Linked DNA regions of Homo sapiens: regions 1, 2 and 4 are each linked to region 3. A link is a contact called in ENCODE Hi-C or POLR2A ChIA-PET data. All regions are on one chromosome and are shown on one strand. The core of a region is the stretch at or near the end of the contact, and the rest is flanking DNA. Distances in the headings are between cores, read along the strand shown.

Region 1 (3,079 bases), core at 335-2,834, 420 kb after region 3:
GTTTAGAATTTTGAACTGAAGGGATTTTAAATCCATGTTTAAAGTGCTTTCATTTTAAAATAATTCTTAGTTTTATGTTCAGTCAGATGATAAGCTCCTTTTTAAAATTCTGTATGAAAACTTACTGTTTGGTACAGGTTAAGAAGTCTTGTTATACAGTACTTATTTTATTGGAGGTACAAAGAGAGTGTGGAAAAATAAAGGCAATTGGCCAGGTGGGAAGGGTAAAATTGTTTTATGTACCTTTTCTCTTGTAAAGTTGTGTTAAAAACATTTTTGTAATTTCTTAAAGGTAGAGTTGATTGCCATAATTTGATTGCAGCCCCCTGTCATTACTTCACTATTATACTCGGATACTAAATGCCCCTTACTAAATCTAAGGAAATGGGCAAGTTCTGTCATCTGGGAGTTTACATGTTAAGAGACATTGCACGGGTGAGAACAGACATAAAATGTATATGTAATTATATCGACAACATACAGGGCTTAGAAAGGGGCTTGATAGCCTTTTATAGGTGTCGTCCAGGTTTATCTTACTTGAAATACTGCCTGAGACTCTATACCTAATTCTTATCACATAGCCTTTCTATTAGTCAATGATAGATTTGGGTTGGGTTAACCCTCATATTCTTTTAGCAAGGGACCCACCTGCAGAAAAGAGTTATTATTGGTTTTGTCATTTATAGTTTAGTTCAACAAGACCGGATTTCCTCACCGCCTTTGGCTGAAACTGACTGACTAAATCAGTTTCACTTGTGGGGTAGAGAAATGAGTAATTTGGGAACATAGAGTGTTGTGTGGAGGAGAGCTTAGTTTGCTCCTCTTCATCCTCCCCTTAGGTAAGAAGTCTGCATTGAGAGAGGGAGAAAGATTTGGGACATCATGGGGAAACTGACCCCCTTGGGTGAGACACATTGGGAATTAAGAGAAAGATGTAAAAATGGACCAGGAGAGGATGTACAGAAGCCCCAGGGGAGCCAGAGAATTTCTGGTCCTAAGCTCAAGTGTCAGCCTCAGTTCTGCCTAGCATCTTGGACATGCTGTCCCTGCTGGCTTATCTCCTGTAAGACAAGGGGCATACTCCTGACTTACTGAGCATCCCATCTCAGAGGAGCTGGGAGTACAAGGAATTCAGGAATGGACTTTCAAGACAACATCTAACCCGAGTCTTCTGCAGACATTTCTCTACTGAATCTACTTTCTAAGTGTAGATTAGTGTCTAAGAGATAGACATTAAGTTTCTTTTTCTACCAGCCTCTGACCCCCTTGCTTTGAGGAAAACACATGTGTTGTCCACGAAGTGGTGAGTTCTGTTTGGTCCTTCCTCTAAGATTGGTCCGGGGCTTGAGCCGTTTTGCCCCATGTGCTCTGGGATTTCCCCCGGTTGTCCCCCCATATAAGTAGACAACTTGCTGTCTGTGTTCTAAGACCTTCATATTTTTCCCTTTGACTTGAGTCTGTTCTGGAACAATTGTGTGGTGGCTGGGCACTGCAAAATGAGTCAGTTCCTGCAGTTTGGTTACAAGTTCTCAAAAAGTATTTCAGAATGTGGATGTGGTCAGCAGAGTCATTTTCCAGACATCTAAAAGGAAACCCACATCAACTGTAACAATTGAGCTACGAACCGATGGCTCTACACAACCGAATGGGGCCTGCTTTTCCTCAAAGCCTGTAGGTGCCCTCAAATCTAGCATTCTCTATGGATCGGAAAGGAGAATTCATCTTCATGCTTGTAGATCACATTTTATCTGTTACTGTTGACATAAAAAAATGCGATAGAGGTTTTGGCCTTCATCACCTTTTGAATGTGGGCACAAATTTGACATAAGAAATAATTAGTAAAATGGAATCTATGGGATTAGAGTATAATTAGTGCAAAGTGTGAAATGTGGCTTAGGGATAGATGCTTGGGTAATTGAACTAATGCACGAAGGAGAGGTTAAGATGGTTTGGGTACCGATAGAGTACATCGAAATATGCTTATTTGGTTTACTAATAGTCTGAACCTGTGCAGACTTAGCAGCAATACTGATAAAATATCATTAAATCCTTTTCAAGCTTTAAAAGAAGTTCAGATTTGTCATAACATTTGGAGAATATTTTCGCTCCACACAAGTTTTGGAAAATAATCTTTGTGAATTTTTTTATCCTCTTGGGTATCATGAATTGTAAAATTTTGTTGCAGTTCTCAGTTACCAGTCTTGCTCCACTCATTAAAACTGATGGCATTTTCAATAATAAGAAAACAAAATTTAAAAATGGGTAAACGATTTGAACAGACACTTCACCACAGAAGATACGCAAATGGCAGATAAGCACAAGAAAAAATCTTTTCAATGTCATTAGTGAAACACAAGTCAAAACCACAGTGAGGTACTGCTACACACCTATCTGAATGGCTAAAATTTAAGAAGCCAGCCATGCCAACTGTTGGTAAGGATGTGTAGGATTTAGAACTCTCATGTAAAATGATACAAACATGTCAAACATACACCTATCATATGATTCAGCTGTTTCACTCCCAGAGAAAAGAAAGCATGTGCTCACCTGAAGACTCGTACGTGAATATGCATAGTAGTTTTATTAGTAATAGCTAAAAGCTGGAAACAATCCTAATGTCTATCAACAGGTAAATGGATAAACAAATTGTGGTGTATCTGTATGATGGATACTACTCAATAATAAGAAGGAATGAACTATTGATACCTTCAATAACATGGATGACCCTAACCCATGAGAGTCATATCATATGATTCCATGTATACAGAATTCTGGAAAATGTGAAAGCAGATCAGTGGTTACCTGGGGTAGGGGAGATGGGGGTGGCAAGAAAGGGGTTACAAAAAGGCCCGAGAAAACTTCCGGGCTGGTGGATAATTTCTGTCTTGTGTTGATGGTTTCATGGGTGTATATATGTCAAAACTTATCAAATTATACAATTTGAATATGTGCAGTTTATCGTATGTCAGTTATTCCTTAATTCTTAAAAAAAACTTAAAATAAGAAATCATTGTTATAGTAGATGGAAGGCTTTAAAATGCCCTTATTTGGCAAAATCAGCATTTCTTGGGGGGAGGGG
Region 2 (3,046 bases), core at 93-2,592, 370 kb after region 3:
TTTGAGAAGAATGCCAGGACCCTTCCTGCTATGAAAATGTCATGCATGCTTAAAATGACAAGGTTTGGCTCAAGCAATGGTTTCAAGTGCTTCTTAATTATCCTTTTTGAATCTTCAAAGCAATTTAATTTTAGGGTTTTCATTTTCAGTTAAGATATAAGTCACCCAAATATTTGCTTTATTTTTAAATATCAAAATGCTGACTTGGCGATTTAGAGTATCCAAAATGTAGCATGAAGGTGGTACCTTTTAAACTGTGGCAAAAAACATATCATAAAATTTCCCACCTTAAGCATTTTTAAGTGTACAGTATAGTAGTGTTAATATATTCACAGTGTTGCGCAACAGATCTCTGGAACTTTTTCATCTTGCAAAACCGAAAGTATATTGAACAACTCCCCATTTTCCTCTCCCCTGCAGCCCCTGACAACCACCATTGTACTTTCTGTTAAGAGTTTGAATACTTTAGATACCCCATATAAAGGGAATCATGCAGCAGTTGTCTTTCTGTGTCTGGCTTATTTCATGTAACTTTATGTCCAACAGGTTCATCCATGTTATAGCAGATGACAAGATTTCCTTATTTTTAAGGCCGAATAGTATTCCATTATGTACATATACCACATTTTGTTTACCCATTCATCTGTGAAGGCAGTTTGTCTTTTTGTAAAGAGTGGTCTCACGAAAGCTTTTCTTGGGAGGTAAAACAACCAAACCACAGAGAACATAGAGAAATTAAATCTGAGACATGTACGCTAAGAAATGGAATTTTTGTTTGTGATATTTAATATCAGACTTTCATACTTGCAAAACGTGGAATTTCCTCCACTGAAATTCTAGTACAAGCAATTTAGGTTTGCACTCCTTCAAAATCCAAAACCCTCCTCCTCATATACCCCATCTGGCTCTCTCTTAGTATTACAGTCTCTGAGACTGTCCCTTAGGGGTACAGACTAAGGCACGTGCTCAAGTGTTCACTGGAGAGCTTGATAAAGTTGGCATTTTCTCCTAAAGTTGTCTGTGCTTCCATAGAATGTCTAGAGGGAAGAGATAAGGGGAAAAGGGGGTGGGGCGAGAAAGGAGCTGTCGGAGCCGTGAAAGGATGGATGACCTATGAGATCATTAAGGTTAGTTAATGGGTTTTCCCATTGGACTTTGTGGGTTTTTCTCACAGATCAGCTTCTATATGGATTCCAGCTCCACTCAGAGTTGAAGCAGCAGTTCTGGCTAAAGCAAAACCACACCAGCAATACGCTCTGTGGTCTGGCTTTAGTCTAAGAAGTGCTGCCAGAGAACCCGAAGACAAAGATTTGACTTGAAAGAACACGTGGTTGGGGTAGAATCTGATAGGGAGAATCTGAAATGCGTAGTGTTACTTTCACTTTTTCTCAACTTTGTTTTTTCCTGAGAGCAAAATGATGAGACAGCTGGAGAGGCCAGATTTTGAGAGTGGCTGGGGTCCTTGTCCTCAAAGATGCTGCAGTGTTAGTGATTGCCTGTCTTTGGCAGGTACAAGCTGTGAGAATGAGCCTTTTTCTCCTCCCCGTCCCTTAGGATTCCTGGATAAGGGTGAGAAGCAACCCAGGGTGGGAGCTTCTCTTTAACTTTTCCTGTAGTTGGCTAGGGCCCGTCTGTGAGCTGGGATGTGGTGTAGAGTGTGTGGTCTCCACTACAGCACTAAAAATGTCTCTATCTTGCCCGGAGTTAAGGGGAGTCAGGGAATGCTTTGCCTTTCTCTGCTTCTTTGATGTCCTCCGGAAAGCAAGACAGTGTGCAGCTGACTGGCTGGAGAGGAGAAAAGCTTCAGAAAAAGATTTTTTTTTCTTTTTTCCCCCAGAAAAGCTTCAGAAAAAGCTGACAGACAAGTCTGAAGTGCCTGGGGAAGTACTTGCGTTCTGTAGAATGTGGCTTCCTTGTGGCCCCAGGCCCCAGACCCTCGGACGCACTTGAGTTGAGTATGGGATGCAGAGGGAGGACCAGGTGCACCATTTTACAGCAGTGACAGCTGGTCCTGTCCTTTACACTACAGAATGCTGGGGAGGAGTTGCACGCTTAAGCCCTGCCAACTGTCAGGGCAGTCAGCTGTTTCTCAGGTGTGTGTCAGGTGAGGGCCTTGGCAAATCTTTTCCCCAAAGTGAGGGATCCCTTTGGAAGGCAGGTGGAAGCCAAGGACTCCTTGCTTTGTTGAGGCCAATTTGGAGACATGGAGAAATACTTTAAAGAGACTTTTGACAATCCCTATTTTTGTGTGTATACGACTTCAAAAAATAAGTTTTTCCTCCTATTTTTTATGAACATCTTCAAGTCTACAGCAAAGTTGAAAGATTTTACAGTGAACACATATGCCTACCACCTAAAAAATAAAGTTTAAAAAAATTAATACTTTATAACAAATAATGATACATAATTAATTTTTCTCATTCAAAATACTTATGGTATGGAGATATATATAATTTTTTTTTAATAGAGATGGAGTCTTGTTATGTTGCCCAGGCTGGTCTTGAGCTCCTGGCCTCAAGCGATCCTCCCTCCTCAGCCTCCCAAAGTACTGGTATTTTTTTTTTTTTTTTTTTTTTTTGTGGCAGAGTCTCACTCTGTCACCCAGGCTGGAGTACGGTGCGTGATCTTGGCTCACTGCAGCATCTGCCTCCCGGGTTCAAGCGATTCTCCTGCCTCAGCCTCCCGAGTAGCTGGGATTACAGGCACCTGCCACCATGCCCAGCTAATTTTTATAGTTTTGGTAGAGACGGAGTTTCACCATGTTGGCCGGGCTGGTCTTGAACTCCTGATTCAAGTGATCTGCCTGCCTCGGCCTCCCAAATACATTATATGAGAAGTGCAGTTGGGAAGGTAATTGGGAATGATAGCATACTATGAGCGTATTGGAAAAATCACGTTTACTCTAATATGAAGTTTGTTCCCTTATCGTTCCTGGCTCTTCTCTTGGTTCTCTCACCTCCTCCCTCCTCACACACACACAAGAGAGAGAAAGTATAGCAATTAATAGGTGAAGATTTTTTCCATATTCCAATGTGAATGGCTAGTT
Region 3 (3,043 bases), core at 152-2,651:
GTTGATGAATACTTAAGTTGATTCTATACCTTGGCCATTGTGAATAATGCTGCAATAAACATGGGAATGCAAATACGTCTTCATCATACTGATTTCATTTCCTTTGGATATATACTCAGTAGTGGGATTGTTAGATATTCTATTGCACATTAGGGTGACTATAGTCAACAATAATGTGTTGTACACTTCAAAATAGCTATAAGACAGGATTTTGAATGTTCTCACTACAAAGAAATGACAAGTGTTTGAGGTGATGGATATACTAATCATCCTTGTTTGATCGTTATACAATGTATATATGTATCAAAAATCACACTGTATCCCATAAATATGTACAATTATGTGTCAATTAAAAACAAAATAAAACTTAAAAAATGAAATATTTATAAATCTACAAATGTGCAGTATCTGGATGCTTAAAACTACAAAACAATGATGAAAAACTCAAATAAGTCCTAAATTAGTGAAAAAATATACAATGATCATGTGTCAGAAGACCCAACATTGTAAGATGTCAATTCTCCCTGGACTGACCTATAGATTTAACACAAACACAATCAAATTTCTAGCCAGAATTTTTTGTAGATATCTAATGCTGATTGTATTGAAAGATAAAGCAACAAGAATAGACAAAATAATTTTGAAGAAGGAAAACAAAGTTGAGGGATTCACACTACCTGATTTCATGACTTACTCTAAAGCTACAGTAATCAAGTCAGTGCGGTATTGGTGAAAAGACAGACACAAGATCAATGGGACAGGGTATAGAATTCAGAAATAGACCCACTCAAATATGGCCAATTGATACAAAAGCATTAAATGGAGAAAGAACAATATTACCAGCAAATGACATTAGAACAAATGGACATCATAGGCATAAAAATGAACCACATTCTGTATCTCACATTTGATACAAAATAGACTAAAAATCGATCATAGATTCAATATAAAACTTTTAAATAAAATACAGAAAATCTTTTGTGACCTTGGGTTAGACAACAAGTTTTAAAATGCACAACAAAAGCATGATTCATAAAATAAAAATTTGAATGAGGATTAAGATGGCAGATAGGAGGCAGGACTAGCTTGCAGCTCCCACTCGGATGGACACAGCAGTGTGTGGAGACTCACATTGTGAACTTTTACTCCAAATGTGACCACAGGAATATACCAGGAAAGCTGAGAGAATTCACAGATCCTTTGAAGGAAATGGATCACAGCTGCAGGCTCTCTGAGATGCCAAAAAACTGTGAGTCTGGTTGCATTCTCAATAGGGAGGCTTGTGGTCTGCGGCAAGTTCTTAGCCTGGGTCACCAACTGCCTGTGACTGCCAGCCTTCCCCCACTTCCCTGACAACCTGCATGACTCAGCAGAGGCAGCCATAATCCCCCTGGGACTATAACTCTATTGAACTGAGAACCACACCCCTACTCCCACAGCAGCCACAGCAAGCCCCGCACAAGGAGAGGCTGAGCTCAGACAGGCCTATCTGTGCCCCAACCTGGTAGTCTTTCTCTACCTGCCCTGGTAGCTACCAGGGAGCGCTATGGCCCTCCCCACCACTTGAGAAACTTAAATACTTAACAAGGTGTCCCTAGGGCAAGTTTGCATCCTCCCTATAGGACTGCAGCTGATGCACTCTTGAAAGTACCACCTCCTGGCTGGAGGCCAAGCAACACAAAACCAGCGCACTAAACAAAAACACAACCAAGGACCCTCAGAGTCCACTTCACTCCCCTGCTACCTCCACCAGAGCAGGTGCTGGTATCCGCAGCTGAGTAACCTGAAGATGGATTACATCACAGCATTCTTTGTAGACACTTCCCAGTACCAGCCTGGAGCCCAGTAGTGCCACGGGGTGGCTAGACCCAGAAGAGCAAAAACAATCACTACAGTTTAGCTCTCAGGGGAAGGGGGTGAACACTACATCAAGGAAGCACCCTGTGGGACAAAAGAATCTCAACAGCAGCCCTTGAATCCCAGATCTCCTTCTGACCTAGTTTACCCAAATGAGAAGGAATCAGAAAAACAATTCTGGTAATATGACAAAACAAGGTTCTTCAACACCCCCAAAGATCATATCAGCTCACCAGGATTGGATACAAACCAAAACGGAATCTCTGAATTGCCAGAGAAATAATTTGGAAAGTTGATTATTAAGCTAATCAAAGAGGCACCAGAGAAGGGTGAAGTCCAACTGATAGAAATAAAAAGCATGATACAGGACATGAAAGGAAAATTCTTTAGTGAAATAGATAGCATAAATAAAAAACAATCACAACTTCTGGAAGTCAAGGACACACTCAGAGAAATGCAAAATGCACTGGAAAGTCTCAGCAATAGCATTGAACAAGCAGAAGAAAGAACTTCAGATCTCGAAGACAAGGCTTTCTTTTTTTTATGTTATTTTTATACTTTATTTTTGCATACAACGTGATATGGGAATATTGGTACAATTTCAAATTGTCTTCAGCAATAGTAACTATGCAATTAAGACTTATTTAAAAAATTAATCGAGCTCTGTCCAAGGCTGCTATCCTCTCTGAAGTTATAGTAACAGTCTAGAATTTCTTCTATCTAAAAACTGACTCCCAACAGACTACATTTTTCAGAGCCTGTAAAGTAGGTTATCTCTGGGAAAAAACAACTACAGAGACACCCCATTCCACAGTAGTGCCTGTGGAATTTATGAATTTATCTTCATTAAATCAGGTTAACAATACAAATGACAGGAAGAAAATTTATGAAAGAACACCCAAAGCCATGAGGGAGGGAGGAGAGGAAGTGGGGGTGATTTGTTGATCATGGAGATGGTAAGAGTGAGAGTGTGGTGAGGACTACGAAGTATGCAAATGCCACAGGTCTGCTCTACCTCTTGCTGAAAGAAATTTCTTTTTCTCCTCCAACAGATGCCTCTTTGAGTCTTTGTGGATACTTATCAACTTCATCAAAGGTCATTTTGTAAATACACAGTTTAATTTACACAAATTTTACTACCTGGAAGAACAATTTTCCCAAATTGCCTTCACTTCTGTGTTTCAAA
Region 4 (3,184 bases), core at 662-3,161, 470 kb after region 3:
ATTGTCTTTATTGCTTAATGTCGAATGTCTTGAAAACTTTTTTTTTTCATATATTTTGTCCAGTTTTTTAGTTGCTTAAGACGGGAGGATAAATCTTCTCCCTGGTATTCCATCTTGGCTAGAAGAGGAAGTTGCTCATAGTTCTATTGTTTGCTATAAAAATCTTAAGGGGCAATAAAATTTCCACTAAGAAACTGTAGGAAAATGTTTTTATAAGTTCAATAAGCAGATTTGGAAGGTAAATTTAACTTCTCAACTTCTTAAATACAGGGCCATGGGAATATTTAGAAGATCAATATTTATTATAACTGTGTTTGAAGGAAAATGAATGAATTGAATAAAAAATTAGAAGTGAATAAATGAGGAGACATGATTTCTGATTTCTTTTCCCTTTTCTCCACGTTCTTACAGTGCCTTCTCTCTGATGTTGGCCCACTCTCCTACATTTAAACTTTATCACTCAACCCATCCATCTATCCATCTACTAGTCCATCTATCAAATGTTACTGAGTGCCAGGGATAAAATGAATTGTAAGACAGGGAACATCCTACAATGTACTTACATATGGTGGGTGGGAGTTCTGTTATTGTAGAGGCCTGAATAAAATGCTGAAGCATTGTGGAGGGCAGAGTCATTAACTTGGGGCAGGGCTGGGGCACAGATTAAGGAAGGCTTCTCTCAGGAGAAAACATTTGAAATGAGTATTGAAGAGTGAGTAGCATTTGGCTAGGTTGAGATGGGAAGGAAGAGGTATTTGAGAGGGAGGTAAAGACCTAGGCCAAGGTGAGTGTGGGGAAAAGGTCAGTCCTATTTCTGGAGGGGTAAAAAGCTGACTGTGTCTGGGGTCAAGGGGCTGGAAGGTGGCACGGCAGGAAATTAGGCTACAGAGGTGGTTGGAGCCAGCCTAAGAACTCTGAGTGCTAAAACAGTGTCTCCCAAGAGCCTGAAGTTTCATAGCATGGAAATGACATAATCAGATGTGGGTTTTTGAGCTCTCTAGAGGAGGCAGGTGGCAAGAAGTCTCCACAGGATGCTGCTGAAGTCATCCAAGAAAGGATACTAGTCCCTGAACTCAGACAGGGAGGATGCAGACTAATCCAAGAGACATTTCTGCAAGAGAATTGGAAATGTACAGTGACTGGTTGTATGTTGAGAATGAATGAGAGGGAGACATAAGGATAAATGCCTCTAGGTTTTTCAATTTGAGAGAACTGGCAGATGTCATGTAATTAACTGAGATGGAGACAGAAGACAGAATAGGTTTGAATTAGCTTTTAGTTCCACTGAGTTTAGAGTTTTTATGGATCACTCATGTGGAGAGATAGAACAGGAAATTGGACCTCGAGAGAGGTCTGAGAGTCAATGGCACAATGCCATGGTTAGAATGATCACAATTGGTTTGATCATGGTGCATAGAATGAGCAGAAAGTAATATGACATTCTTGTTCTCTGAAAAACTTTAATGAAGAATTTTGTACTTCAAATATCTATCAAGCAAAGATACTCATGCAGGCCAATTTCTGAGTATCCCAGTGCAGGAGATAAAAGTCTGCCGTAATATTCTCTCAGTAGGCAAAGGGTTTTAAGGTATTCTCATCAGCTGTCATGAATTCTAGAATTTTACACAGTGTAATGTTCTTCAGTCAAAATGAAAAAATCAGAGACAGGCATGTATTGTCTACAGACTTTCTAAGCAGTGACCACTGGAACAGAAAAGTAAGAAGAGCATCTGAAAGAGAGTCTCAGGAGTCAATGCTGAGCCCTTTTCAAAGAGTTGCTATTTTAAGTCCAGCTCTGATTTAAATATTCCTGGTACTGAATAAGCAGGGGAACTTGGGAAAGCCTGAGTCACCCTCACACCCTTAGCTGGCTTCATAAAGCAAGACACATTCTGACTTGGCCATTTTATGAGCCTGTGAAAGTGAAATCTATTTGAGGAAGAAGTGATTTGGTGTGACCTTTAAGCAGTGGAAAAGAAAACACTTGCCACTTCCGGAGGGCTTCCTCAGAGGAAGCGCTGCCTCAGGCAGTAGAACCCCACTGGCATTTCCCAATCTCCTGAAATATCAGAAATATTGGCTACAACATTTGCGTTCATAAGGACTACATGTTTGAGAATTATTGGTGGACAACTTTGTTAATGTCAATCTGTCCAAAGCTCTAATTAAGTTCTTCCCTTCCTCGACTAAGATGGTCCAAGGTGAGCAGACAGTGTTATATATTGTGAGGAAGCTCCCTTTCCCCAGGCTACAAGATGTAGGCAGAGAAAATGAAGAGCCCAGTTTTCCAGAATCCTAATTCAGGAAATCCCTCAGACATGGCATGGTTCCATTCCTGTATTCCAGTGTCAGACATTCAGTGGCATGGCCACTTAGTTTTCAGACTGAGACCAGATTTGGTGGTTTTTGTGTCTTTCATAGAAGTAGACAGCATGAAGAAACTTCTTGATTTAGTGCTACCTGGAATGAATGATTCTTAAATACAACACAGATTACAAAATGGTCAGGATTTGCCATCACATGCTTTAAAAGTTTCTTCTTTATATCACTGGAAGTTGTTGATGGCAATGAAAATATGCAATAGTAACTCTTCAGTTACTATTCTTCAGAAACTTCTAGACTTGCAAACACAACCCTGAGAGGAGAGACTGTTGTCATCCATCTGAGAATATTTGGAAGGTACCTGATAAGGTAGAAGCTGATCTTCAAAGAGTTTAGAAATTCTTGGCAAGTGGAGCCTGTCCTGGAAGTTGGGGCTTTCTGTCTTCTGGGAAATGAGTGCCTGAAAACAATGGTGGATGGGCAACTACAGGTTATGTCTACAGATGTCCAGTGCGAGGCTTCTGCAATGAATCCTTTGACTGAAATGCACAGAATGCTCAATGGAGTAAAAGCCTTGAGTCTTTTGTATCCAAAATTCACTGTGTGGAACAACGAATCACCTTAAGGATGTGGTATGAAGGGTTAGGGAGAAGAAGCTCACACTCAAAAGACCACCACCCTTGTTCCAAACCTCTACTGATCCCTGAACTTCTACTACCAGTCATTCTCTACTTTCCCACTTTTTGGAATTTATGGAAGAAAAAAAAGGTGTTGCCACCAGGCTGTGGATTAATTGATCATATTGACTCCCTAGTTAATTTCTGGGCCATTGGTTGGGAAAAGAGAATGCAAGGAGCCCAAA

The links. A loop is a pair of places that touch in the nucleus more often than their neighbours do. ChIA-PET counts read pairs that join two places held with the same protein, here RNA polymerase II (POLR2A). Pooled maps may share reads with other maps.
Region 1: a loop to region 3 is called in a map with no recorded cell type, with 13 times the contacts of the local background. The contact joins two enhancer-like sites. A Hi-C loop is called at or near these places in 3 of 37 single-sample maps with no recorded cell type and 4 of 50 pooled maps. POLR2A ChIA-PET finds 5 or more read pairs at or near these places in 2 of 52 experiments (H1 and Panc1).
Region 2: a loop to region 3 is called in a pooled map, with 4 times the contacts of the local background. The contact joins two enhancer-like sites. A Hi-C loop is called at or near these places in 1 of 168 maps with a recorded cell type or tissue (CD8-positive, alpha-beta T cell), 2 of 37 single-sample maps with no recorded cell type and 2 of 50 pooled maps. POLR2A ChIA-PET finds 5 or more read pairs at or near these places in 1 of 52 experiments (activated CD4-positive, alpha-beta T cell).
Region 4: a loop to region 3 is called in a map of GM12878, with 6 times the contacts of the local background. The contact joins two enhancer-like sites. A Hi-C loop is called at or near these places in 1 of 168 maps with a recorded cell type or tissue (GM12878), 2 of 37 single-sample maps with no recorded cell type and 3 of 50 pooled maps.

What each region holds. Positions count from the first base shown.
Region 1 is chrX:45,756,921-45,759,999 of GRCh38, reverse strand. It overlaps MIR222HG (miR222/221 cluster host gene), which reads left to right. Exons shown (of 2, transcript NR_170290.1): 2 at 1-3,079. Among named protein-coding and RNA genes, the nearest start is that of MIR222, 11 kb to the right of the region's middle. Within about 2 kb of position 1,584, at least 12 of the 41 ENCODE cell types and tissues checked have a DNase peak (open chromatin) inside an H3K27ac peak, as active enhancers do.
Region 2 is chrX:45,805,092-45,808,137 of GRCh38, reverse strand. No RefSeq gene overlaps it. Among named protein-coding and RNA genes, the nearest start is that of MIR222HG, 36 kb to the right of the region's middle. RefSeq lists a silencer at 1,215-1,304. Within about 2 kb of position 1,342, at least 10 of the 41 ENCODE cell types and tissues checked have a DNase peak (open chromatin) inside an H3K27ac peak, as active enhancers do.
Region 3 is chrX:46,178,714-46,181,756 of GRCh38, reverse strand. No RefSeq gene overlaps it. Among named protein-coding and RNA genes, the nearest start is that of LINC01186, 150 kb to the left of the region's middle. Within about 2 kb of position 1,401, at least 4 of the 41 ENCODE cell types and tissues checked have a DNase peak (open chromatin) inside an H3K27ac peak, as active enhancers do.
Region 4 is chrX:45,713,803-45,716,986 of GRCh38, reverse strand. No RefSeq gene overlaps it. Among named protein-coding and RNA genes, the nearest start is that of MIR221, 31 kb to the left of the region's middle. Within about 2 kb of position 1,911, at least 5 of the 41 ENCODE cell types and tissues checked have a DNase peak (open chromatin) inside an H3K27ac peak, as active enhancers do.